Regions from separate parts of the Homo sapiens genome. Here regions 2 and 3 are each linked to region 1. The links are chromatin loops, found by intact Hi-C in ENCODE. Cell type or tissue: mammary epithelial cell. All regions are shown on one strand. Region 1 overlaps ZNF385B (zinc finger protein 385B). Region 2 overlaps TTN (titin). Region 3 has its middle 48 kb from the start of EPCART.

Region 1 (8,000 bases):
CCCACTGTCAACATTAGACACATCAATGAGACAGAAGGTTAACAAGGATATCCAGGACTTTGGCTCAGCTCTGCACCAAGCAGACCTAATAGACATCTACAGAACTCTCCTCCCCAAATCAACAGAATATACATTCTTCTCAGCACCACATTGCACTTATTCCAAAATTGACCACATAGTTGGAAGTAAAGCACTCCTCAGCAAATGTAAAAGAACAGAAATTATAACAAACTGTCTCTCAGACCACAGTGCAATCAAACTAGAATTCAGGATTAAGAAACTCACTCAAAACTACTCAACTACATGGAAACTGAACAACCTGCTCCTGAATGACTACTGGGTACATAATGAAATGAAGGCAGAAATAAAGATGTTCTTTGAAACCAATGAGAACAAAGACACAACATACCAGAATCTCTGGGACACATTTAAAGCAGTGTGTAGAGGGAAATTTATAGCACTAAATGCCCACAAGAGAAAGCAGGAAACATCTAAAATTGACACCCTAACATCACAATCGAAAGAACTAGAGAAGCAAGAGCAAACACATTCAAAAGCTAGCAGAAGGCAAGAAATAAGTAAGATCAGAGCAGAAGTGAAGGAGATAGAGACACAAAAAACCCTTCAAAAAACCAATGAATCCAAGAGCTGGTTTTTTGAAAAGATCAACAAAATTGATAGACCACTAGCAAGACTAATAAAGAAGAAAAGAGAGAAGAATCAAATAGACATAATAAAAAATGATAAAGGGGATATCACCACCGATCCCAAAGAAATACAAACTACCATCAGAGAATACTATAAACACCTGTATGCAAATAAACTAGAAAATCTAGAAGAAATGGATAAATTCCTGGACACATACACCCTCCCAAGACTAAACCAGGAAGAAGTTCAATCTCTGAAGAGACCAATAACAGGCTCTGAAATTGAGGCAATATTTAATAGCCTATCAACCAAAAAAAGTCCAGGACAGATGGATTTACAGCCAAATTCTACCAGAGGTACAAGGAGGAACTGGTACCATTCCTTCTGAAATTATTCCAATCAATAGAAAAAGAGGGAATCCTCCCTAACTCATTTTATGAGGACAGCATTATCCTGACAGCAAAGCCTGGTAGAGGCACAGCAAAAAAGAGAATTTTAGACCAATATCCCTGATGAATATCAATGCAAAAATCCTCAATAAAATACTGGCACACCGAATTCAGCAGCACATCAAAAAGCTTATCCACCATGATCAACTGGGCTTCATCCCTGGGATGCAAGGCTGGTTCAACATATGCAAATCAATAAATGTAATACAGCATATAAACAGAACCAAAGACAAAAACCACATGATTATCCCAGTAGATGCAGAAAAGGCCTTTGACAAAATTCGACAGCCCTTCATGCTAAAAACTCTCAATAAATTAGGTATTGATGGGACGTATCTGAAAATAATAAGAGCTATTTATGACAAACCCACAGCCAATATCATACTGAATGGGCAAAAACTGGAAGCATTCCCTTTGAAAACTGGCACAAGACAGGGATGCCCTCTCTCACCACTCCTATTCAACACAGTGTTGGAAGTTCTGGCCAGGGAAATCAGGCAGGAGAAAGAAATAAAGAGTATTCAATTAGGAAAAGAGGAAGTCAAATTGTCCCTGTTTGCAGATGACATGATTGTGTCTTTAGAAAACCCCATCGTCTCAGCCCAAAATCTCCTTAAGCTGATAAGCATCTTCAGCAAAGTCTCAGGATATAAAATCAATGTGCAAAAATCGCAAGCATTCTTATACACCAATAACAGACAGAGAGCCAAATCATGAGTGAACTCCCATTTACAATTGCTTCAAAGAAAATAAAATTCCTAGGAATCCATCTTAGAAGGGATGTGAAGGACCTCTTCAAGGAGAACTACAAACCACTGCTCAACGAAATGAAAGAGGAAACAAACAAATGGAAGAATTCCATGGTCATGGATAGGAATAATAAATATCGTGACAATGGCCATAAAGCCCAAGGTAATTTATAGATTTAATGCTATCCCTATCAAGCTACCAGTGACTTTCTTCACAGAATTGGAAAAAACTACTTTAAAGTTCATATGGAACCAAAAAAGAGCCCACATTGCCAAGACAATCCTAAGCCAAAAGAGCAAAGCTGGAGGCATCACGCTACCTGACTTCAAACTATACTACAAGGCCACAGTAACCAAAACAGCATGGTACTGGTACCAAAACAGAGATATATATAGACCAATGGAACAGAACAGAGCCCTCAGAAATAATACAACACATTTACAACTATCTGATCTTTGACAAACCTGACAAAAACAAGAAATGGGGAAATGATTCCCTATTTAACAAATGGTGCTGGGCAAATTGGCTAACCATATGTAGAAAGCTGAAACTAGATCCCTTCCTTACACCTTATACAAAAATTAATTCAAGATAGATTAAAGACTTAAATGTTAGACCTAAAACCATAAAAACCCTAGAAGAAAACCTAGGCAATACCATTCAGGACATAGGCTTGGGCAAAGACTTCATGACTAAAACACCAAAAGCAATGGCAACAAAAGCCAGAATTGACAAATGGGATCTAATTAAACTAAAGAGCTTCTGCACAGCAAAAGAAACTACCATCAGAGTGAATAGGCAACCCACAGAATGGGAGAAAATTTTTGCAATCTACTCATCTGACAAAGGGCTAATATCCAGAATCTACAAAGAACTCCCAACAAATTTACAAGAAAAAAACAAACAACCCCATCACAAAGTGGGTGAAGTATATGAACAGACACTTCTCAAAAGAAGACAATTATGCAGCCAGACAAATGAAAAAATGCTCATCATCACTGGACATCAGAGAAATGCAAATCAAAACCACAATGAGATACCATCTCACACCAGTTAGAATGGCGATCATTAAAAAGTCAGGAAACAACAGGTGCTGGAGAGGATGTGGAGAAACAGGAACACTTTTACACTGTTGGTGGGACTGTAAACTAGTTCAACCATTGTGGAAGATAGTGTGGCAATTCCTCAAGGATCTAGAACTAGAAATACCATTTGACCCAGCTATCCCATTACTGGGTATATACCCAAAGGATTATAAATCCTGCTGCTATAAAGGCACATGCACACATATGTTTATTGTGGCACTATTCACAATAGCAAAGACTTGGAACCAACCCAAATGTCCATCAATGATAGACTGGATTAAGAAAATGTGGCATATATACACCATGGAATACTATGCAGCCATAAAAAATGATGAGTTCACGTCCTTTGAAGGGACATGGATGAAGCTGGAAACCATCATTCTCAGCAAACTATCACATGGACAAAAAAGCAAACACCACGTGTTCTCACTCATAGGTGGGAATTGAACAATGAGAACACTTGGACACAGGAAGGGGAACATCACACACCGGGGCCTGTCGTGGGGTGGGGAGAGGGGGAGGGATAACATTAGGAGATATACCTAATGTAAATGACGAGTTAATGGGTGCAGCACACGAACATGGCACATGTATACATATGTAAGAAACCTGCACGTTGTGCACATGTGCCCTAGAACTTAAAGTATAATAATAAAAAGAAACTAAAATTCAATTAGTAAATAAATTAAAAAAAGAGATTTTAAAATGAGCTTGAGTAGATTTTAAAGTCAGGACATTTTGGATGGGGGAGAAGATAAGGGTAATAAAACCTGGGTATTTTGCAGCAGGAAGTGGAGTAGTAGTTTGGATGTGGGAATGGACAGCAGGATTGGAAAATGGGTTGTCAGTTGGAGTGTTATACATAATTTTATTTTTTTCTTGCTGCTATAGTCTGTACTGTTCTTTGACGCCCCCAGGATCCTCTGTTATTGTTTTCCCCGTCTCCCTTAAAGATTTCTTAATTTCATTCCTATTCTACATTCAAGAAACAGTTATTGGTATTAAATGGCTTCTGGGGTCAGGACATTAATGATAGGTATTATAACTCTTAAAATATGTGTGTAGGGTTTTAAATACATAGGCCAGATTTATCACATTGCATCTCATGCATATTTAAAATGTTAAATTTATCCTCAAATATGTTTTCCCAGAAATTTTTGAAGAACTTTAAAAATTAAACTTGAAAACGCGATACCACAGAATTACCACAAGATGGTGCCATGAGTATATTGAAAGTATGATAGTTTCTTCACTCCCTTGCCCACATCAATATTCTGATGGAACTTATTATTAATGAGTATGGAAAGCAAGAAATACCACACCAAGGAGTGAGGATGTGTGGACATGCATGTGTGGGCAGGATCATGCTCATTTGAAAGACTGAGCACCTTGTATGCAGTAGGCAGAATCTGTAGGGGAGACATGGCAGGGGGTGGGGAGGGTGGGAAGAGCAGGAGAGATCTTTCTTTAGTTTTCAGGAATAAAAATTACTACTTAAATATATTAATATTGTCCATGTCTGGAAAAAATCTCCATTTTAAGAGATATCAGGAATGAACATTAATTTTAAATGATGCAACCTTTGGTTTGCATGACAGATTTAGAGACAAGGCTAGAATGCATCAGTATGATAATGTATTTTACCTTTTCAGTAGAAACACATAGTTTTAAATGCTTGCTTTCACTTAATTTTTGATGAATCAACTTGCCATTTATCATTCAACCAAAATATCTGACTTTTGCAAATATAATTACCATGGTGAATGTATAACAAATCATTGCGTTTCTACCAGTAAGTGCACTAGATAAGTAAATCATTTCAGTGTGAGGTAGGTGGGTTAAAGTATTTACAATATACTTATTTCTTTAAACCTCTTAATTAGTAAGTTCAGAAAACTCGTTTCATAGAATAATTATTATACAATCCATGTATTGGATAGAGCCCATATGACTTATGGTTTTTAGTGAAGGGACAGACTTAGAAGGGGAAAAGGCCTTGGTCAAAATATGTCAGATTACACCTTTGAAAATAGGGCATCCGCTTTTCTTTGTATAAGTCACAGGTCCTTATAAGAGCACTCAGGAATTGTCTCTCACTTGTAGTACTTCAGACCTGGTGATGATACATATAGTAGAAGGAATACTGATATACTTTTCTAAGTCATTGTCTTACTGAGAATTGATCACTGTTTAGTTTCCAAGTATTTTACAAAATCCTGACTCTATTCTTCAAAGCAAGGATAAGAGTTGGTACCCTTTATCTGTTCTCCCCAGATAAATTTAATTGAGACTGATATTGTAGGGTTTATTGAGATTGAAGTTCCTTGGGAATGAGAGTAGAGAATTTTGGAAATAGGATGAAGTCTCAAGTTACAACTCTAACCACCTCCTGCTGCACAAATGCTTTGAATTTGAGACAGAGCTCCAGCCGTTTTCAATGGTGTCAGAAATCTAAAACTATACCTGACATAGACTTGGCAAAGTCATTATAGAACATCTCCATATTCTGTACATGTGGTTAAAAACTGTCAAACAAGGGTGTGGATTATACAAGTGTGTGGATTAAGTACAGAACTCTAAGGGATTGATACATAAAAGAGTTTGAATGGAAGTTTGATAAAATGATTAAAAGGAGTGGTTGACCCTTTTTTAGTGAAGGACGGATTATCTTTTTCTTTAAGAATGCTTCTGAATATAAACTTTTACATATTATATGTATTAAAAGATAAGAGTTGCTTAATATTAAGTCTTGGTTTTTAGATTTTGAAAACCAAATACACCTTTCAGTGTGGAAACTGAGTCTTAGACAATCATGGCAAGTGTTTACATGTCTGAGTGATTTAAATCATCAAAGGCATATTTAAAACCTTGGTGTCTGCCTGGAATAGAAGTGTTACCCATTTTAAACTAATCTGGGGAGAAGGGTTTTCAGTAGTGAGCCAAGCCCAGTGGTAATTAGTGAGTTCAATTTCCACTGGGGGGATGAATGTATTTTCACTTGGACTGACCAGCTTTCTTCACACAGACATTTGACTTTCACATCTTAACAGTGTTACAGCCAAGGAGGCTGTTGGACAGTGTTCTGGGTTAGACATCCCTCTGGAATGTTACAGCTGACCATATGGTTGGTATATGTCCTTGGCACCTAATGGTTTTTCTCGAGCTGGTTTTTGGGCCAGCTGTGAAACATATTTGCTCTTCTGATTACATGGAGTTTGGAGGAGGTGGAAGGGCTGGATATTGTACTTTTTAATGGGCAGAGTGTGCTGGCACTCACACATAATGTTAACACACTTCATTTCAAGAGCTTGCCCTCTGGTGAGCCTGCACTGCAATCCAGAGACTGTTGTCCTGTAGACACTGAGTATTTATCTATTATTTAATGGACTTGATGTGAAAGGTATAGGGAGCTTTTTTTTTAAATCATAGCCCTGAAGTGTTACTCATCTTATAGGATAGTAAGTTACTTTTGGAAGCTGCTGTAACTCCATCAAACCTTCAGGGCACCATTTTGGTTGCTAAAAAAAAGAAGAATTCACCAAATTATGTTGTATTGTCAAAAAAATAAATGCAGTTTCCTTCTTCAGATAGAAAATGACTTTGTGATTGTGTTCTAGATACTAAGAGCCACACATTCCAGTCTAGTTTGTTCAGTGAATAGAAAGACCCCTCTTCACATAAATGCCACCTGGACACTTCCCCAGTGCAGGTCTAGGCCCCAAAAGGCACCCAGGAAATGCTCTTTGAAGACAGCGGATGTTCTATTGACCCAAAATCTTAAGTGTAGTGTCAATGCTCTGCTATATTAAAGTTCTTTAATGTACTGAAAGAAAAGTATTTATTTGGGAAGTGTAGTCATAAGAAAGACTCCAAGCAAATGCAACACATTATTCTTGTTTTTTGAGAACATTTGTTTTTAAAATGGATTTTAAAACTAAACAGTTGGCTCTTGATGGCAGAAAATATTGCTACTTTTTTCTAAAACTGATTTTAAAGAACCTCTATTGCAAGTAGTTTATAGCATATACAAATAAAACAGAAATCTTTACTTCATAAGGCAAAGGTTATTTTTTTGTTTGTGTCTGACAGTGTCACATGCACTGTTTAACATTATGGATATTTTGCTTTTGGGTACAATGAGAAGAGGGTGAGATAACCCAATGTTTTGCCTCCCTCTGAAATACATGTGTCCTTTTAAAATTTCCTTTTGAAAATTAAGGTAGGTTGCTAAAAAAATACTTATGTCAAGTGCCTTTCACACTAGTGGGTATAGAGTTTAGGTGATCAATGAGTACTATTATTATTATGTTTTGTATTTTTTTTTGATTCAGTCATTTTAAGTGGCTTCTTCTTGCCTATCTTTTCCATGTCCTAGTTTTGTCATCGTGCATTATTGCCACATATCTGCTCTGCTTTGTGTCTCATTCTTAACAGCACCTTCCCTCATATTTTTGCCCATCCATTAAAGTAACACTACCCTCCAGATTTCTTGCCTAAGCAAGAGAACATCTGCTTAGGTACCATTTCCCAATCCATAACTTTCTAGCAGTTTAGGTAAACATTTATACAGTCCACAATCTCTTACTTGCAATTTCCGAAATCCAAGAAGCAGTGAGAACTGGAAGATTTTATAATTCATATTGATGGGAAAACGTGACATGAACTAATGTGAGCTTAAATTATAGCATTTATTTATCCCAATGAGTATGAATATGCACAGGTTTTGCTATAGAATGTTAATGTGTCTGATTATAGAGTTGTTGCCCCAGACCCCAGTGCGGCATTATATAACATCTGCCACTGGAGGCATTATATAATTCCTGGCATACGTAGAGTATTACCTTTCTAAAATCTGAAAACGTTTGAATTCTGAAATGCATCAAGCCCGAAGGGTTTTAGATAAGGGATTGGCGTATAATCAAATATCCTGGTTTAATTTTAAACTTTTATCTTATTACTAGGGAGCTTCATGTGTGGTAATAATAAAAAGATTTTTAGGCATACAATCTCTCATGAACTATTCCTATGACTATTTTCGAAGGAAAGTTTATGTGTGTGTTGGGTGAGG
Region 2 (8,000 bases), 960 kb after region 1:
AACTTTCTGCAATTTTCTCCATTGGGATATCCAGAAAATCTTTTTGACTTTGTAGTCAGAATTAACAGAATCTCTTTTAAAATGGGTCATTGTGCCCCCTCCCAAACATTCATCTTTCCCTTCCCACAGGTGAAGAAGAAGTACCTGCTAAAAAGACAAAGACAATTGTTTCGACTGCTCAGATCTCAGAATCAAGACAAACCCGAATTGAAAAGGTATTTTTCTATACTGTTGGTTTTCAAGCCTTTCAGGCTGTTGCGTCCCCAGCTATTCCTCCTCAACGTGGGCTTTGTTTTAATCTTTTACAGAAGATTGAAGCCCACTTTGATGCCAGATCAATTGCAACAGTTGAGATGGTCATAGATGGTGCCGCTGGGCAACAGCTGCCACATAAAACACCTCCCAGGATTCCTCCGAAGCCAAAGTCAAGATCCCCAACACCACCGTCTATTGCTGCCAAAGCACAGCTGGCTCGGCAGCAGTCCCCATCGCCCATAAGACACTCCCCTTCCCCGGTCAGACACGTGCGGGCACCGACCCCATCTCCGGTCAGGTAAAGCTGCCATAGAGAGAGCAGATTATTGCACATTTTGGAACTAGGTTTTGAAACGAGAAAGATTCCCTTGTCCCCCTCGCAGGGCATGCGACGCGGAGAGTGGTTCGCTTCTTCAGTGTCCCGCTGCTCAAACCTCTAGGGGAGCATACAAACGGGCAGGTTGTGGGGCTCCGTGTTCCTCTGGACATCCAGCCGCTTGTGTGTCTGCCTACTAGGGTCTCAGGGGTTTTTATAGGCATAGGGTGTGGGCGTGGCAGGTCAGGGTGATCTTGGGAAATGCAACATTTGGGCGGGAAGGCAGGAGTGTTTGTCCTCACCTAGGTCCATGGGCACAGGCCTCGCTAGGGACCACGCACTTCTCTTCCCAGCACTTCCCTGCCCTCCTCCCGTGTAAGTTTCATGCACTCAAAAATGTAGCAGGTGACAAAGGAGGTAAACCAAGAAGTTACTGAATATGATTTTCACAAATCCTCACTGTCCACAGGTAAATTGAAGACCCTTATAAACTTCTGAATTCTTATTTATATTTCATGTAATAAATATCTACTTTAGGGGCCAAAATATGGCACAGTGAAAGGAGAAGAGCACAGAAGTTAGAGTTCAAAGCCCTAAGGACAAATCAGCCTGATCACTTAACAGTTTGATTTAGGGCAATAAGTATAAATAATAAAATAATTGTTATTATATATGGATCACTTCCTCTATCAGATTGGAACTATACATACATTATCTCATTAAATGTTCACAACCTGTAAGAATTATTATCCTCAATGTTATTGATAGGTAACTGGAATTAAAGAAGTTAAGCAGTTTATTTAAGGTTTCAGTTGTGTCATCTGTAAATTAAAGAGAGTCACAATAAGAATGATCTCAAGCTGCATTTTGGGGCTTCAATGAGATAATTAGTTGAAAGTGCCTTGTAAATAGAAAATAATTATGCCAATATTCTTATATTCAGATGGTAAGTAAAACCTTTTAAATATTTTGCATATGCTTGTGTTATTTTATCTAGAAAATAAAATGGACTTCTATGCTTACTTAATATGGAAGTATTTTAGAAGGTGATCATGTATCATGATCAGGGCTCAGAAATTATATAATCAAGTGTAAATTGTCCACAACAGTTTTGAAAGTTTGGGATTTAGTTTATCATGATGAAACTTTTAATATGATGAAATGAAAAATGTACAAAATTTGAGCAAAGAAGTGTTTATTGATCAATTTAAATGAAATAAAAAACACATGGATGTTCCCTGCCAAGAAAATTTTTTATAAAAGAATAATAAGGAGATAGTTGACCTAAATAATATTCAAACATACTGTAAAGTTACTATAATCAGAACAGTATGGTATTGGTAAATGAATAGAAAAATACACCAGGGGAACAAAACAGAGAGTCCAGAAAGAGATCCAAGTATAATAGATCCAAGTATATAGGGAATTCAAAAAGCAAAGTGGCCTTTCAATTCAGGGGAGGGAGAGGTATTTTAATAAAGAATGCTGGTCCAATTAGCTATCCATCTGGAAGCAAACAAACATAAACCTCTGCCTCTCACTATTTACAGAATAAATTTCAGCTTGATTAAATAGTTAAAAAATGAAAAAAAAAGAGAAGACAATCTGCAAAAGCATTTATGGGTGAAAGCTTTTAAAAAGACAGTTACAGATTCAACTACATAAAAATCAACATGTATGTATGGCAAAAGCAAAAAGTCATTTCTAAACCAAACAGCACTTGTGAAAAAATTTTAAGACCTTTCTCCTCCTCAAGGTACTTCATTGCCTCTGCCATAAAAGTATCACAATAAACATAAAATGGCTACAAGGTAGACAACACCAGCCTAGAAACAGTATATAACATACAAAATTACGTAAGCTTATGCTGGATAAGACCCATAAACAAGCAAAATATTGAAATGGATTAAAAGAAATGGATCTGGGGGAATGTTTGCAACACTTACGACAAATAACCAATAAATGCACTAAATGCATTAAAAATCATCCACAAATTAATTTTTAAAGGAAAAAAATGCAACACAAAAAAAGACAAAAGATACAAAAAAGTATTTAACATAAGAGGCAATGTAAAAGTCCAATAAACATGTGAAAAAAAATGCTAGATGTTTTCCAATTTTTATTGTTTTAGCCACAAAAATGTAAAGATATTGGCAAACACTAACATGAAACCTTGAACAAAAAGCTTACTTTAAAAAACATGTCTAGCAGTCGAATAAAAAAAAATGTTCAGTCTCAGGCTAAATCCAAGTTTGCACACCATGAAATCACAACACAAGCCAAATGCAATTTCTTGAGGAGATAACAACCTAACTATATTTTAAAACCCAAGCCTAAGGGTCATTTAGAATCATGGAGTGTCCCTGATCCCATGGAGCATTTTGACCATCTTAGCAGTTTTGAAAGTTCATTAATAACCATCCAAATTGCCCCAAAATTTTGCTTTCCAATAATTAAGAAATAAAATGCCAATTTGCAGAGAAAATAATGGTTATCAAAGATAGACTGCTTCCTAAATATCTCATAGTTTAATCTTGATTTTTGTTGTAGAGTAAGGCAAACATATTTCATTGAATAAGGTGCATTGTATCTCGCTGTGACCAGGTGATTATTTTTTGTTGTAAGTACAGAAATAAGCACTCTCCTATAATGACCAAAATTACAATGATTTTCACAGTTATGGGCTTACCTGTGTCCTGCTGTTAATCAGTCATGTCATGCTAATCATGTCTTTAACTCTTTTTGAATTAAACCCATTTACTAAGTACAGCAAGAACAAGGCACAGGGTGAAACTTAAAAGCACATGTCTCTTTGCTTTTCTTCAGTTAGTGGAAACCACACATTATTCTAACTTGGTTTTTGTTATATTTCAAAGGCAGTCATGTTCAGAAAAGAGGCTTATTCCCTAGATTTCCCTTTAGTTTGATTACAACTTCATTTACAAAATGTAAATGGATTTTCACACAAAAAAAGCCATTCTTCGAGAAAATAAACATTTCTTCGTGAAACTGGTTAATGTTGTAATGTACTGTTAGGGTACTCTGTAAGTTAGAGAAAATATCAACTGTACCTTGAGCTTAATTAGAATAATCATTTCATGTATGATCAGTGTAAGCTAAATATCCTAGATAGTGACAAGATGCATTTATAAACATTTTCTTATATGCAGAATTAATAAAATGCAATGATAGGGCAATACTGCCACCTAGAGAGGAAAATGTAATAAGCCTTATTAAGAATTAAATCAGTTCTGAAAAAAATTTTACCTTACAATAGTTGGCCAATCCCCAGAATTATTGCTATAGATCAGAAATAGTCTTTTTTGGCCATCAGTGCTGGGATTTAGCACCCAAATTCTTCAACTGATGCTACTTGCACTTTGGATACACCTAAAAAGCAAACAATGAAAACTATTCTGGAAGAAGCAACTTTATCAATTTACCCAAAAATCACAGAATCATTAGTTTTTAAGTTAGTCAATTCCCACAATAACTCTAAAGATATTTAAAATAAGTCCAGAGTGCAATACAAGGGGGGCGAGTGTAAACAAATATGGAGGAAATTAAAAGTAGCTGTCCACAAACACTTCGGCTAAAGCAGCAATTTGCAAAGTGCACTGCACAACCTGTACCCAGCAACATGCTGCAGAAAGCTTCCTGAGGATGTGTCCCCCTGTCCTGGAAATTCACAAGGCATACTGACATAGTAAAGGCTGTGGGAAGTCCTGCAGGGGAAAAAAAAAAATGGCTTAAGCTGCTTAGTCAAGAGTGGCACAAGCATTTTGATTACAGAAACCTTTCTTCTTATAACACCTATTTGACATCCTCTAACCCCCCCAGAATTGGAATACAGAGATGAATTTGGAATACAGAGGTTGCTGGATTTGACATGTCTTTCCTTTGGCTGCATATTAAAGAAGTAGCTTTTTCTGTTGTGATTTTTTTTTTTTTTTAATGTGAGAAGGTGCAAGGCACAAAATCTCCAGCTTATTTGGAATTAAAGCTGATTCTCTTACAGGGTTACAGCAGATAAGAATAGGTTTATTGAGATTTAAAACAAATTACTTCCAAGTACATTATTTACCCTCTGAATGGGTTATGGAGGCACACATTTTAAAACTCTGCCTTAAAGCACTTCCAGCTTTTCATCTCATGATTCACATCCAGTTACCCCTCCTTGCTTTGACATTCTTGACCTCTGCCTTTTGGTTTTCAGGTCCGTGTCTCCAGCAGCAAGAATCTCCACATCCCCCATCAGGTCTGTTAGGTCTCCATTGCTCATGCGTAAGACTCAGGCATCCACCGTGGCCACAGGTCCTGAAGTGCCTCCCCCTTGGAAGCAAGAGGGCTACGTGGCCTCCTCATCTGAGGCTGAGATGAGAGAGACAACGCTGACAACCTCTACTCAGATCAGGACAGAAGAGAGATGGGAAGGGAGATACGGTGTCCAGGAGCAAGTGACCATCAGTGGTGCTGCGGGTGCTGCCGCCAGTGTGTCGGCCAGTGCTAGCTACGCAGCAGAGGCTGTTGCCACTGGTGCTAAAGAGGTACTGTCAGAATGGTTTTGTTTTTCCTTATTTCACATTCTAGTTTCTCCAACTGGATTTCTGCCATGAAACTCAGTCTGTATAAATTGGAGGAAAAATGCATATGAACATAAAAATATAGCAGCAACTGAAGACCAAATTCAGTAGTCATGCTTTGTAAAACCATTTTTAATTAGGACAAAAGCTCCAATCTGTGAAGTTTCCATAATATACAGGTTTTAATGATACAGTCTCTGTATTTCTTGGCAATAATAAATGCTTATGTATGAGTGTATTTTGCTCTAGGTGGCTCAGTTTTCCAGTATGCTTTTTTATTTTCTACTGGGCATGTCATTTAAAAAAGTAATCTACTTGGTCATTTCTAATCTAGGTGAAACAAGATGCTGACAAAAGTGCAGCTGTTGCGACTGTTGTTGCTGCCGTTGATATGGCCAGAGTGAGAGAACCAGTGATCAGCGCTGTAGAGCAGACTGCTCAGAGGACAACCACGACTGCTGTGCACATCCAACCTGCTCAAGAACAGGTACGTGCGAGGCTGCCATGGGGCACCCGCAGAGCCACGTCCTTCAGTGCACATTAACTCAACCACCATCCACTGAGCTTGGCATGCAGCTGTGCTCAATTCATTCTGAAGACAGCCTTGAGCCCAGCAGGGCCCAGACTTTTAGAACTTTCTGAGCAAAAGGTGGTCGGAGATGTCAAAGGTGTTGACAATGTGAGTATCACAAGAGCAGAGTAGGCCAGAAATACCTGGGCTATATGAGCAGGCAAAAGTCAACTATGGTATTCAAGGTAGGAAGGCAAAGAGTGGCCAGAGAAACAGAGACCAGTCAATTCCAGAGCTCAGTCACTGCACACACTGGATGTGGAAACTACTATTTCAGGGAAGGCATTACATTTCTCTAAGTTTCCCCAAAGGACTTTTGTTTTTACTTTTCTCAAAACAAACATGACACTTGATTCATAGCTGGAACAGTGTCATAAATCCAGGATAATGTCCCACCTCGCATTTGAATAGATTTTCTGTTACAGTTTAAAATCATTCCAGCTTTCCTCCTTATCCTCTTGTGTGACATTTATGTCTAAATCCTGACAGATTATTGTAACTTTTTTTTCTTTTCTGAGACAGAGTCTCGCTCTGTCACCCAGGCTAGAGTGCAGTGGCATGACCTCCGCTCACTGCAGCCTCCGCCTCCTGGGTTTAAGTGATTCTTGTGCCTCAGTCTCGTGAGTAGCTGGGATTACAGGTGTGCGCCACCACACCCAGCTAATTTTTGTATTTTTTAGTAGAGGATTTCACCATGTTGGCGAGGCTGGTCTTGAACTAATTTTTATGTAAGATGCATTAAGGTGTTTTCTTCCTTTCTCTATGAAAAGCAGGTAAGAAAGGAAGCGGAGAAGACTGCTGTAACTAAGGTAGTAGTGGCCGCCGATAAAGCCAAGGAACAAGAATTAAAATCAAGAACCAAAGAAGTAATTACCACAAAGCAAGAGCAGATGCACGTAACTCATGAGCAGGTGAAAATGGGTTTGTATTTTAAATTCACTGAGGTTCTTACAGGGGTCAACACAGATAATCACCTTTACCATGAAGAGTGTTGTTCCTTGGGCCACATGGTTGTTAGCATACTAATAAGATCCCCTTGTTGTATGTGTAAATTTCTGGGTACTGGATACCAAAGTTTGGTAGTGTCCCTGAATGCTCCCCTTGTGAGTATGAAAAAGAACTCTGTGAACATACACCAGGAGTAGAAACAGGGGTCTCATCACATTGATCTGGGGATGCACTAAGTATAAGACTATAGGGAGAGGACAGATGGCTAAAACCAGGAGGAAGAAATAGATGCTGAGGCAGGAATGGGGAAAAGTGGAGGAGACACTGAACTCACTTTGCTTTAGAAATCTTAGCAACTGCTTCCTGGCTCCTTCGGAAGACATTTGCACATGAGTTTGAAGTGGAATGGACAGCATGGCTTTAACAAGCCAAATGACCAGAAAAGGTGAAAAGGACAGCCCCATGGTTGGCGGCATTTGGGGACAGATTGGAAAATGCCAGTTAGTAGAGCTCTTGGCCAGTGGAACCAGTTGGCAGTTGGGTGGTTTGAGAAGATGAATTTCAAGTCCCTTTCAGCCTTGAGATCCTGTGTTTCAGTGATGAGATATTTGAGAATGGCAAAGAGGCAAATAGAGAAAACTGTCCCCCTACATACGCATATACCTTAGGTGCCCAGATGGAAACAGCATTCTTCACAGTATTTAGGAAAACTGACAAAACAAAAATATTGTATAAATGCAGATTATAAATTATCCATGCTTGATTTCTCACATGTAAAATAAAAAGATCAGACAAAATTACTTCTAAAGTCTTCCATTCTGATATATATTCTAAGATTACCTTTAGATGACAGAATTAGTACAGAATAATATTGCCATAGATCTATTTGTAAACATTGGAAGTCATTTTAAAGAAGACTACAATTCTGCTGTTCAAAACAAAGTGTTGAATTCAACTTTGTTTTCTCTAAGCAGCCTACATAATTTACAGTTTAAGGAGAGAAAGAGCATGATCTTATTTATGAACATGGGATTATTTATTTTATTTAGTGACATCTGCAGAAAAGGGATTTTACATCTTCAAATTCCTATGTTGTTATATTTAATAAACACCATATTATTTCATTGGGCATCAGGAAATAAAGTTTTTTCTTAAATCATTCTTTGCAGATAAGAAAAGAAACTGAAAAAACATTTGTACCAAAGGTAGTAATTTCCGCAGCTAAAGCCAAAGAACAAGAAACTAGAATTTCTGAAGAAATTACTAAGAAACAGAAACAAGTAACTCAAGAAGCAGTAAGTCTGATTTTCTAAATATTTTGTAGTTT
Region 3 (8,000 bases), 330 kb before region 1:
GGTTGAGGGTGGGAGGAGGGAGAAGAGCTGAAAGATAACTATTGGGTATGTAATGGGCTTAATGCCTGGGTGATGAAATAATCTGTACAACAAACCCCAGTAACAAGTCTACATATGTAACAAACCTTCACATGTACTCCTGAATCTAAAGTTTAAAAACAAATACATAAATTTAAAGTTACTAAGAGATAAACACACAGAGAGAAAGAGCCATAGAGACAGCAAAGAAATAGAAAGACATAGGTAATAAAATGAAAAGGTGTACATATGCCTGGAAATTGTTTTAATGAGGAAAATACAGATGCAGGAGGGACAAATGTGATCAGGTAAGAGGAAATGTTAATTTTTTTTTTTTTTACACATTAGAGTGAAACAGTAAAATACCAAAGACGAAAAAGCAACCAGAAAAAAATAGGTTAGCTAAAAAGAAATGACAGAGACCAGAATTTCTAAATAGTAGCAGTGTAAGTAAGAAGATAATGAAATCGTATCTTCAAAGTGAGAAGAGAAAACACAAAAAACCTAGCCAGACTTTTGTACCCAGCCAAACTACCTTTTAAGAATGAGGGTGATATAAAACATATTTGATTAAATGTACCTTTACTGAAGGAAATTCTAATTGACGCACTTCAAGAAGGAGTCTCATCGGAAGAAATGGTAAGCAAAACAAATGCTAAGCATGTTTTAAACTGTGGTAGACATGGTGATGCACTCTCAGTCTCTTTCAAGGAAGCACTGGTTACTGGATAGCTGTCAGCGAACAGCTTTAATCTACCAGCCCCTTCACAGAGCGCCTCAGGTTAAGCAAAGAACTTTGCTCAAGGTCAAAGAACAGCCCACACCTGATGATTGATCAAGGCAGGAATATAATAGCCCAGTCATTTTGTCCAAACTTGGGACAACTCTAGCAGACCATTTTTGCTCCCCGGGGGTACAGCTAGGGCCCTGTGTTGCAGCTTAACTTCTCCCTCTACCCTTTTCTGCTTCCCTTCCTTCCCTTCTGCACGTGTTGATCCCAAGGACACTCCCTAATAAGCCTCCTTCACTCTAAAAATATAAGGAAGAAAAGAAGGGAAGAGGGGAGGAAGGAAAGGGAAAGGAATGAAGGGAAAGAGGATAGAAAGATGGATGAAAGGAAGAAAGGGAAAAAGGAGGGGAGAGGGAGAGAGAGGAAGGAAAGAAAAATGCAAAATGAGAGCATTGCATATCAAAACTTGTGGGATGTAAGTCAAAGCAATAATCTGTGGACGATAGCTTCAGTTGTACTTGTTACAAATCAAAATGAAAAATAAAATTCTTAAAAAGCTAATTAATAACAAAACAAGTTCTAAAAAAGTAAAGAAATTAATAAAAGTAGAAATAGACATAATGACATCAATATAGCCAAAAGCCACATTTTAAAAAGCTGGATAAAATAATCCTTACCTGTGGGATCAAAATAAAAAGAATAAAAACATTACTACATAATATTAAGAATACAAAAGAAAATAAAACTGCAGACATAATATATTTGTAATAGTAGTAAAATATGATGTACCACCAGTTAAATTTGATCATTTTAACTTGAAAAAAATTCTGTACGAACATGTGTTGTCAAAATTATGCCAATCCAATGAAAAAATTCTGAATATGTCAATAATCAGAAAAACTGCAAAATGTTCAAATGAAGGAAAAAAGCTCCGATAGTTTTAAGAATTTTCAAGAAACAATTTCTATGTAGATAAACTTACTTTTTCTGAGTATAAAATAGAAACCTTTTTAAAGCATTCTTTAAGGTATTTCACAATCCTTATGGTGAAGCCCAAAGATAGCTCAAAACAAGGCGGCTAACTTAAGGACATAGGTACAAAATTGATAATCAAATTATTGGTAAATCAAATCCAAAGTGCAGATTTTTAAAAATCTATCTTGACCATTTGGGTTTTATCCGAGAAACGCTAGGGTGGTTCAAGGTAGCCAAACTATTAATGTAATTAATTATATCATACTAAAGCATCAAAAAAATGGAATCATATATGTCAAGAAAAAGCTTAATAAAATTTGTTAAAAATTTTCTTAGTAAAATACACTCACATCCGTAATGCCAGCACTTAGGCAGGCTGAAGCAGGAGGTTTGCTTGAGGCCAAGAGTTTGAAACCAGCCTGGGCAACAAAGCAAGACCCCATTTCTTAAAAAAAAAAAAAAAAATTTAAGAACCCATGATGGTGTGTGTGTGTTGTTCCAGCTACTTAGGAGGCTGAGGCAGGAAGATCACTTGAGCCCAAGAGATCAAGGCCTCAGTGAGCTGTGATTGTGCCACTGTACTCTAGCAGCCTGGGCAAAAAAGCAAGACACTGACTCAAAAAAATAGTATAAAATTTGGTAAAATATAAATTAAAAGCCCTAAACAAGATGGAGTATTTTTTAGTTTTGAGATGGAGTCTTGCTCTGTCACCCAGGCTGGAGTACAGTGATGTGATTTTGGCTCACTGCAACCTCCGACCCCCAGATTCGAGTGATTCTCCTGCCTCAGCCTCCCGGGTAGCTAGGATTACAGACACCCGCCACCTCGCCCGGCTAATTTTTTGTATTTTTAGTAGAGACAGGGTTTCACCACGTTGGCCAGGCTGGTCTCAAACTCCTGACCTCAGGTGATCCACCCACCTCTTGAAATTTAATAACTATCAGGAACATTTCTAGCAACACTGCTTTACAAACTATATTAGAAGTCCCCAGTGTAATGAGGCAAGAGAAAAAAAAACATTGCAAAGAGGTAAATACCATTATTTATGGAAGAATTAATTTTAGACAATCAGCCAAGAAATAATAAAAACTAAGAAGAAAGTTCTGTAGGGAACCAATAAAGATTAAAATGTTAAAGATCAATAGATCTCTAACATATTAGCAATGGTCAATTATAAAATAACAAAATAGGTGCCACTATTTTAGAATAGATAATAGATAATAGAATAAAAATAAGTTATCTAAGAAAGATTCTAATAAAAGGTGTGAAGACAGGTCATACGACTCTTATATTTACCTCTCTATTACATCTGAAATTTATTTTTTAGCATGGGGTAGACAACCAATGTTTTTACAGTAGATATTCAATTGTACCAAGAACATAAATGGAAAGATATATACCAAATTTCTAGATAAGAAGACTCAATGGTTTAAATATGTACTCTTGCCAAATTAACAATTGAGACAGTATGAATAAGATTTTAACAGGATGTTTTAAAACCAAATAATCTGAATCTAAAATTTATATAGAAAGAAGAAGTACTTGGGTGGCCAAAATACTTTAAAAGGAACAAAGAATACAAACTTGCCCACAAGATATAAAAAGCATATCTAAAAACTATTATAGGGTAATTTAGATCTTGAGATACTAGTAACATTTTCAAATCAGTGTGGAAAAGGTAAGCTACTGAATAAACATTATTTAGACCATTAGCCATTCATTTGGGAAGAAAAGCAAAAGAAACCATAAACCATAAAACACATTGGATGAAAATTTTATAAACATGGAATGGGGAAGAGCTTCCTAGGGAATATGAAAACACAGCTTTTGTAAGGAGAAAGATTAACATATTTGAATATAAAAAATATTTAACTTTTGTCCAAAAAAGGATCTCACAAACATTAAAACAAGTAAACAAAGAAAAGAACGATTTACAATACATAAAATACCAAAGTTAAAACCCTAAATATAAGAACTACTCTTATAGACCAACAAGAAAAAGACAAGAACAAACTCAATAGATAAAACAAAAGCAGTGAACAAGCAATTTTCAGAGGAGAAAATAAATGGTAAATAGATGTTAAGATTCTCAACTTCACAACTAATCAGGAAAACATAAAACTGACATAAAAATTTTCACCAGTTGGCAAAAGTTAAATATTAAGTATTAAATTATAAATATTAAATATTATAAAGATTTAGCTTTTAGGAGGATGCTGGGGAATGGACACTCGTCTTTTTTCTGTTATTACTTGTTAATAACAGAAATGTGAAAAAAGTACTGCACACAGTATACATTATTTAATGTTCTTATTAAGAGGGATTTGCTATACTTACAGAGAATTGAGAATTTACAAACGTTTTATTTCTTAAATTATCCTCATCCAATGGTGTACCACATTATACCACAAGGGGATGGTATTTCTCTAAAAAAATTCACTGTCACAGACTAATGTAATTCACTGAGGTAGTGAGGAACACCTTTTAATGATGTCAAGATCAAAATAATTTAGCCTCCATGTTCAACTATAACTCAGAGCTATTGAAAAAAGTCAGTCTTACATTTCTGGAAACACGAATAATTCCTAAAATCAAATGTTCATGGGTTAACCCAGCACTAGAGATGGAATGTTACCAACCAGAACAGAAAAAACAAATACGTAGTTCTGGCCCCAGCATAAAGCTGTCTTCATGCTAGAAGGAGGTTAGGGAGCATGTTGCTGCTTCAACAGCAGTAGCAATTAAGTGTAAAAAAAGAATAAAGTGTTACCTCAACATGCTAATAGAGTCCATTTGGGAAATATCAAGTAGACAAAATGGTTGTTTCCCCAGAAACAGGCAGCAGGAATCCTTGCAAAGAATTCCCTACTCCATGCTTAAAGCACTGGATTATAGGAACCTCAGTTTACTACACACAACTACCAAAGATATATAGCCCAATACTTTTTATGGCAGCCCTAATGGCATTTTATTCATGGGTCGAGTCATAAGCCAATGAGAATAACCTCTCTAATGGCCTGAAAAAGTAGAATACATAACACTATAGCATGAGATGGAACTACCAACAGCTTAAATGATTCTAAATATAGGTCAAATAGCAAAGCAGACCAGCCTTCTTAAGGCAACATGGTGTCATTAACATCTATAGAGTTCTCACTATGCCAGGCTATCTTAAGCTTCATTTAGCTCATGTATTCTCACCAAGACTGTGAGATAGACGCTCGTACTGAGGCACAGGTTAAATAAATGGCAAGGGCTGGATGGAACCAAAATTAAATCTAGAAGGTCTACCTCCAGAGCCTGTACATTTAAATACATGTTACGCTACTTATCACAAGGCTGAATTCTGGACTAGTATTTTTAGGTAGCCTGGATTCCAATCCTTCACTGCCACTACACCTCTGAGGCTGGGAAAAGTGCATTGTTCTGGGGTCTTAGGGTCCTCTACACCCCCACTCACCAACTGCCCACCACTTTCACCCCCATAAAGGAACTGAACTAGATAATGCACAAGGTCTTTCTTTGGTTCATCAATTCATTACAATATTATGAAAGCAGCTATCAGATTGATGCAAAGTGTAAGGTCTTATATGTTTAGATATCTGCCTTCTATGATCACCAATAGCAGCAAAGAAAACTTGTTTTATAATATCTGTCAAAGGCATACAATGAATCACCAGTTTGTTTAAATAAAAGTATGGCTGTCTCTTATCTGCAAACAGATTTTTATATAGAGGGCTATATATGAGCATTATATGCCTATAAAGAGTGTGGGTGTACTGCCATCAAGAAAGTAAATGGAGAACCAAATATAGAAGTTCTAAGCAGAACTTCACAACTCTGGCTTCAGCTGGCTCCAATCCCTCCACTGTGACTTAAGTAATGAGATGACTTTGAGAAGCTTCATAACATGACAGAAATTGCATGTGCTTTAAAGGCATTCTGACTACAGCTGGGCGTGGTGGCCCACGCCTGTAATCCTAGCACTTTGGGAGGCCGAGGCGGGTGGATTGCCTGAGCTCAGGAGTTTGAGACAGCCTGGAGAACACAGTGAAACTCCGTCTCTACTAAAAATACAAAAATTAGCCGGGCATGGCGGCAGGAGCCTTTAATCCCAGCTACTGGGGAGGCTGAGGCAGGAGAATAGCTTGAACCCGGGAGGCAGAGGTTGCAGTGAGCGGAGATGGTGCTGTTGCACTCCAACCTGGGTGAGAGAGCAAGACTCTGTCGCAAAAAAAAAAAAAAAAAAAAAAATTCTGACTACAATTGCTGACATTTTCATTAAAATTAGTATTAGGTAATCTTACAACCATTTTAAGAGGCCTTTGAATTTTTTTATGATTTTAGCTTTTATTTTAGATTTGGGTATATGTGCAGACTTGTTATTTGGGTATATTGTGTGATGCTGAGGTTTGGGATATGATTGATCCCATTATCCAGGTACTGAGACTAGATAGTATCAAATAGCTTTTCAATCCTTCTCCCCTTCATTTCCCAATCTAGTAGTCCCCAGTGTCTATTATTCATCTTTATGTCCATGAGTACCCAATGTTTACCTCTCAACTTATAAGTGAGAGCATGTGTTACATGGTTTTCCGTTCCTGCATTAATTCACTTAGGATAATGACCTCCAACTGTATCCATATTTTTGCAAAGGACATGATTTCTTTTTTGTGACTGTGTAGTATTCCATGGTGTACATATACCACATTTTTTCTTTATCCAATCCACCACTGATGGACATCTAAGTAGATTCCATGTCTTTGCTGTTGTAAATAAAGGAGAGAGATTGAGATTGAGATTTGGTTGAATGATTTTCCTTTAGATCCCAGTAATGGGATTGCTGGGTCAAATGGTATTTCTGTTTTAAGTTCGAGAACTTCTCCATATTGCTTTCCACAGTGGCTAAACTAATTTACATTCCCATAGACAATGTATAAGCATTTCCTTTTCTTCTCAGCCTCGCCAGCATCTGTTATTTTTTGACTTTTTAATAGCCATTCTGACTGGTGTGACATGATATCTCATTGTGGCTTTGATTTGCGTTTCTCTGATTAGTAATGTAGAATATTTTTTCACATGGGCATTGGCTGCTTGTATGTCTTCCTTTAAGAAGTTCAGTCTTTTGCCTGTCTTTAATGGGATTGTTTGATTTGTTTGAGTTGTTTACATTTCTTATAGATTCTGGATATTAGACCTCTGTCAGATGCATAGTTTGCGAATATTTTTTCCTATTCTGTAGGTTCTCCTAATAGCTTCTTTTGCTGTACAGTAGCTCTTTCATCTAATTAGATCCCACTTGTCAATTTTTGTTTTTGTTGCAATTGCTTGAGAACTTGGTCATAAATTATTTCCCAAGGCCAACGTCCAGAATGGTGTTTCCTAGGTTTTCTTCTACAATTCCTATATATTGAGCTTACATTTAAATATTTAATCCATGCTAATTTTGAATATGGTGACAGGTAGGGGTCCAGTTTCATTCTTCTGCATGTGGCTAGCCAGATATCCCAGCACCATCTATTGATTAGGGAGTCCTTTCCCATTGCTTATTTTTGTCAATTTTGTCAAAGATGAGATGGTTGTAGGTGTACGGCTTCATCTTTGAGTTTTCCATTCTGTTCCATTAGTGTATGTGTCTGTTTTGATACCAGTATCATGCTGTTTGGGGTATTGTAGCCTTATAGTATAATTTGAAGTCAGGTAATGTGATACCTCTGCTTTGTTTTTGCTTAGGATTGCTTCCAATATTAGGGTTCCTTTTTGGTTCCATATGAACTTTGGAATAGTTTTTTCTAGTTCTGTAAAAAAAATTATGTTTGAATCTATAGATTGCTTTGGGCAGTATGGCCATTTTAATAATATTGATTCTAATTCGTGAGCATGGAATGTTTGTCCATTTGTTTGTGTCGTCTATGATTTCTTTCAACAGTTTTCTGCAGTTTTCCTTGTAGAGATCTCATTTCCTTAATTAAATGTATTCCTGGAGTTGTTTGTGTGGGGTGGGGGGGGCTACTGTAAATAAGATTGCTTTCTTGATTTGGCTCAGCTTAAACGTTATTGGTGTGTAGAAATGCTACTGATTTTTGTACATTAATTTTGTATCCTGAAACTTTATTAAAGTTGTTTAACTGTTCCAGGAGTTCTTTGGCAGAGTCTTTAGGGTTTTCCAGGTATAGAATCATATCGTCGTCAGAGGAAAGATAGTTTGATTTATTCTTTTCCTATTTGGATGTCTTATTTCTTTCTCTTGCCTGATTGTCCTGGCTAGGACTTCCA

The links. Hi-C counts contacts between places; a loop is a spot of excess contacts. Peaks named below come from ENCODE experiments on the same cell type or tissue, not always from the same donor. Only the 100,000 strongest peaks of a DNase experiment are listed, where the experiment ranks them.
Region 2: it touches region 1 in a loop (14-fold over the local background); 16 of 110 quality-filtered maps call a loop at or near these places.
Region 3: it touches region 1 in a loop (14-fold over the local background); 6 of 110 quality-filtered maps call a loop at or near these places.

What each region holds. Positions count from the first base shown.
Region 1 is chr2:179,747,531-179,755,530 of GRCh38, reverse strand. The region is part of intron 3 of ZNF385B (zinc finger protein 385B); the gene reads left to right. Among named protein-coding and RNA genes, the nearest start is that of MIR1258, 110 kb to the left of the region's middle. In mammary epithelial cell, a CTCF peak has its summit at 4,152 (motif pointing right); no DNase peak of the experiment used is centred here.
Region 2 is chr2:178,792,040-178,800,039 of GRCh38, reverse strand. It overlaps TTN (titin), which reads left to right. Exons shown (of 363, transcript NM_001267550.2): 5 at 130-215; 6 at 309-553; 7 at 4,788-5,118; 8 at 5,489-5,641; 9 at 6,499-6,636; 10 at 7,843-7,968. Among named protein-coding and RNA genes, the nearest start is that of TTN, 11 kb to the left of the region's middle. In mammary epithelial cell, a CTCF peak has its summit at 3,781 (motif pointing left); no DNase peak of the experiment used is centred here.
Region 3 is chr2:180,073,643-180,081,642 of GRCh38, reverse strand. No RefSeq gene overlaps it. Among named protein-coding and RNA genes, the nearest start is that of EPCART, 48 kb to the left of the region's middle. In mammary epithelial cell, a CTCF peak has its summit at 4,139; no DNase peak of the experiment used is centred here; H3K27me3 peaks cover 120 bases.